Regions from separate parts of the Homo sapiens genome. Here region 2 is linked to region 1. The links are chromatin loops, found by intact Hi-C in ENCODE. Cell type or tissue: pancreas. All regions are shown on one strand.

Region 1 (2,500 bases):
CTGCATGCTCTGCCCGCCCTGTCTGGCCCTTCCTCTGTCCTGGGAGTGCCTCTTTATTTGCCTGTTGTCCTAGTGGGGCCATGAGCTCCTTGGGGCAGGAGCTTTGTCCTGTTCATTTGTGTCCTTAGAGCCTTGCAGAGTCCCTGGTTGTGGTGGCCTTGCAGGAAAGAAATAGAGAGGGTCTCAAACTCCATGAATGTCTGCTGGGTCCTAGTGTGAGGACAGATTATGAGACAGAGAGGGGACACCCTCTTAGAGGACTTTCAGCCATTGTAAGGGAGGCTCAACCCACAGGTCCAGATGAAGACACCCCCTAGGAGGGCTGGGGGATGAGGCCTCTTCAGCAGGAGTAAGGATCTTCTTTCAACACATCATCTTTTAGGAGGAGAAGTCAGGGTGAAGTGTGGGGCTCCTGGAGCCCTGCCAGGCAGTGGTCAGTGCTGGGCTTTCGGAAGTTTCTCAGGCAGCAGCATCAGGAATGAGGTCAAGCAAAGAGAGGCTCGGGGGGAGGTTATGTCAGGGGAGGCTGGGTGGGGAGGCTCAGGGGGAGGCTGAATGTGGGGGGAGCTGCCCCTTGAGAGGCAGAGGCAGGGGGGCCACGATGATGCAGCCACAGGCCCAGGAGGAGGATCAGTGAGAGCAGCTGGCACTGGAAGGGCAGCTTCCCCTGAAGCAGAGAGGAGATGTGCTGCCAGGGAACCCCCAACTTCCTACCTCATTCCTCTAGTTAATGGGTTGCACCTGCTTAGGAATGGCAGGCACCTTCTGAGGGGTATCGGAGAGGCATTCAGCTGTTACTAACACCAGGGGTTCAGTCTAGGTCCCATTGCTTGCTGCACAGAAAACCAATCGTGGAGACAATGAGTACTGCCACGGATGAAGGCTTTTTCCGGTGACAACAGCCAGAGAGATGGGAGCCAAACCTCAAATCCCTCCCTCCCTGCAGATGGAAGTTAAGGGTTTATATAGCTGGGAAGGACAACAAGAAGGGTGAGGAAGAGGAGGTGTTCATCAGGCAGCAGGTGGTCAAGTGAGGGGTCTCATCATAACCACATGCGGGAAAACAGGCATTAGGGATGGTATCTGTTCTCACGCTGCTGATAAAGACATACCTGAGACTGGGTAATTTATACAGAAAAAGAGGTTTAATGGACTCAGTTCCACATGGCTGGGGAGGCCTCACAATCACGCTGGAAGGCAAGGAGGAGCAAGTCATGTCTCACATGGATAGTGGCAGGCAAAGAGAGAGAGCTTGTGCAGGGAAACTCGTGCTTATAAAACCATCAGATCTCATGAGACTTATTCACTCTCATGAGAACAGCATGGGAAAGACCTGCCCCCATGATTCAATTACCTCCTACTGGATCCCTCCCATAACTAATGGGAATTTAAGATGAGATTTGGGTGGGGACACAGCCAAACCATGTCAGACGGGTAAGGAAGAGGAATGGCCAATAAGCAGCAGCAGGTGCATCTCATTGTACAAACATAAGTTTCTAAAGCTTCCGTTCTATAGGCATTCAGCTTGTTGGAAAATTGGGCTGTTTCACTTTCAGCCCAAATACTAGGCCAGTAGACAAAACTGATTGTTCACAGAAGAGTGGAGAGGAAGTGAGTCCAGCAAGCCAGCACAGTGGAGGTGGCTTCCTTCTGCTTCCCCTCCTCTGCTCTCTCCCTTCTCTGTGTCCCAGGCTCCCTGGCCCATTGGAGGCTGAGGGTGGGAGGGAGGGAGAAGCCAGGACATTCTCTCTGCATCGGAAGGCCCCTTGGGCAGTGGCCTTGTCTCCTTCATGGCTCCAGCTCCCTGAGTGTTGCCTCTCCCTCTGTGGTCTCAGCTCCCCCAGGCCGGCCCATGGAGGTCCCAGCTTCTTTCCAATGGCCTGGCTCCTGGGCTCCTCTCGCCTCTCTAATCCTTAGCATCCCTGTTTGACCTCTCATCTCCTCCATCACTTCTGTGACCAATTCTCTGTACGTAGCTTCCCATTTTCAACTATCTAGTGTGTTTTGTTTTCCTGATTGTACTGTGACTCATACGGGGCCTAGGAATAAACTCCCCAATGTAAGAAGGAAAATATAATATTCAAAAGGCAATGAGAACACACTTTTGTAAAAGATTTGTTGCATAAAAAAGAAGTCAATTTTAGACAGCATCTGCTATGGACTCTTACTAACATTTAAGAAAACATGTGCTCTATGAAATAGGATTGAAATAAGTCACCAAACTGAGATTTAAAAAAATATATTAAATGGGACAAGGAAGGAATACTACAAAATACAAGATGAAATAAAAGATTTCAATTAAGATCTCAGAAAACCACGTTAGTAATATAGGGCCTGGTACAGTGGCTCACGCCTGTAATCCCAGCACTTTGGGAGGCCGAAGCAGTCAGATCACGAGGTCAGGAGATGAAGACCATCCTGGCTAACACGGTGAAACCCCGTCTCTACTAAAAATATAAAAAATTAGCCGGCCATGGTGGCAGGCGCCTGAAGTCCCAGC
Region 2 (2,500 bases), 90 kb before region 1:
GAGGCAGGGTCTTGCTCTGTTGCCCAGCTGGAGTGCAATATTGTAATAATGGCTCACTGCAGCCTTGACCTCTGGGGCTCAAACAGTCCTCCTGCCTCAACCTCCTGAGTAGCACTACAGGTGCATACCACCATGCCAGGCTAATTTTGTGTTGTTGTAGAGACAGGGTCTCATTGTGTTGCCCAGACTGGTCCCAAACTCTTGGGTTCAAGAGATCCTCCCACCTCAGCCTTCCAAAGTGCTAGAATTACAGGTGTTAGCCACTGCACCCAGCCTCTATTATTATTTTGAACATTTATTGGTTAGAAAACTGAGTAATAAGAAAAGTAAAAGTTTTTGTCCAACCATATCTTATTCATTTTCCAGTGCTAATCTTTTCTTTATGTAGATCTGAGTTTCTGACCTGTATCAGTTTCCTCCTCTTTGAAGAACATGCTTCAACATTTCTTGCAAGGCAGGTCTACTGGCAACAAATTTGATTTTTGTTTGTTTGAGAAAGTTCATTTCTCCTTCACTTTTGAATAATTTCTCAGGGTACAGTATTCTAGGTTGGTGGCCTTTTATCTCAAAACTTTAAACACTTCCCTTCACTCTATTCTTGCTTGCCTACTTGCTGAGGAGACATCACATGTAATTCTTATCTTTGCTCCTCTAGAGATAAAGTGTTTTTTTTTCTTTTGCCTTCTTGAAACACTTTATCTTTGATTTTTCTTCAGTTTGAATATGATATGCCTACATGTAGGGTATGTGTGTGTGTGTGTCTGTGTGTGTGTGTGAGAGAGAAAGAGAGACAGAGAGAAAGAGAAAGAGAAAGAGAAAGAAAGAGAGAGAGAGATTTATCCTGCTTGGTGCCCTCTCAGCTTCCTGGATTTGTGGTTTGGTGTCTGACATTTATTTGAGCAAAATTCTCAATGATTATTGCTTCACTTAATCTCTTCTGTTCCTTTCTCACTTCTTCGTTTTCTGTTTTTCCAATTTGAATATTTCTATTGACATTTCCTCAAACTTAGTGATTCTATCCTCAGTCATATTCAGTCTACTAACAAGGTCATCAAAGGCTCTTCATTTCTCTTACAGTGTTTTTGATTTCTAGCATTTCTCTTTTTAAAAATTGTAGTAATAGCATTTAACATGAGACCTATTCTTTCAACAAACTTTTAAGTATTAGCTATAGACATTTAATTGTACAGCAGATGTCTGGAACTTATTCATCTTGTATAACTAAATCTTTATACCCAATGAATATCAACTCCCCATTTCCCCCTCCCCGCCGCCAGCCTCTGGCAACCAGTCTTCTTACTCTCTGTACGGGTTTGGCTTTGGCTATTTTTAGATACTTCATGTAAGTGGAACCACTTATATGAAGCATCTAAAAAAGTATTTGTTGTCCTGTGACTACCTTATTTCACATAGTGTAATGTCCTCCACATTCATCCATGTTGTCTCATACTGTAGGATTTCCTTCTTTTCTAAGGCTGAATAATACTTCATTGTTTGCATATATTTTCTTTATCCATTCATCTGTCAATGGACATTTAGATTATTTTCCACATCTTGGCATACATAAATAGAGTTCCTTATCCTTAGTTCAGGTCTTCGTTAAAACCTGAACTTCTCCATTACCACTGTAATCTGTAACATTAACATTCTCTAATGGATCTCTCTGAATCTGACCTTCCATCATTCAGTCTAACTATTACATTGTTAGTAGTGTATTTTTCTAAAAGGCAAAAATAATAATCCTTGGTAATAGATGAGTAGCTCATAAGAGGCTTAGTCCATTTTGTGCTGCTAAAACAGAATACCACAGACTGGGTAATTTATAATGAACAGACATTTATTGGCTTATAGTTCTGGAGGTCGAGAAGTCCAATATAAAGTACTAGCATCTGGTGACGGCCTTCTTATGCATCATAATGTGGTGGAATACATCATATGGATGAGAGAGACAGCAAGAGGGGACAAAACTCATCCTTTTATAAGAAACCCACTCCTAGGCTGGCGCAGTGGCTCATGCCTGTAATCCCAGCACTTTGGGAGGCTGAGGCAGGCAGATCACCTGAGGTCAGGAGTTCAAGACCAGCCCGGCCAACATGGTGAAACCTCATCTCTACGAAAAATACAAAAATTAGCCAGGCATGGTGGCATGCACCTGTAATTCCAGCTACTCAGGAGGATGAGGCAGGAGAATTGCTTGAACCCAGGAGGCGGAGGTTGCAGTGAGCTGAGGTCACACCACTGCATTCCAGCCTGGGCAACAGAGTGAGACTCCATCTAAAAAAAAAAAAGAAAAGAAAAAAAAGAAAAGAAAAGAAACCCACTCCTGTGATAATAAACCTACTCTCACAATAATGGCATTAATCCATTTATGAGGGCAGAGCTTTTACAAACTAAACACCTCTTAAAGGTCCCATCTCCCACCACCTCCACATTGGGGATCAAGTTTCCAATACATGAACTTTAGGGGACACATTCAAACCATGGCATAGGTTAATCTTTT

Evidence for each region. Hi-C counts contacts between places; a loop is a spot of excess contacts. Peaks named below come from ENCODE experiments on the same cell type or tissue, not always from the same donor. Only the 100,000 strongest peaks of a DNase experiment are listed, where the experiment ranks them.
Region 2: a loop joins it to region 1, with 2.1 times the contacts of the local background. A loop is called at or near these places in 76 of 110 quality-filtered maps.

The regions. Positions count from the first base shown.
Region 1 is chr10:27,653,486-27,655,985 of GRCh38, forward strand. No RefSeq gene overlaps it. Among named protein-coding and RNA genes, the nearest start is that of LINC02680, 89 kb to the left of the region's middle. In pancreas, no CTCF peak of the experiment used is centred here; no DNase peak of the experiment used is centred here.
Region 2 is chr10:27,563,765-27,566,264 of GRCh38, forward strand. It overlaps LINC02680 (long intergenic non-protein coding RNA 2680), which reads left to right and starts at 2,423. Exons shown (of 3, transcript XR_007062094.1): 1 at 2,423-2,500. In pancreas, no CTCF peak of the experiment used is centred here; no DNase peak of the experiment used is centred here.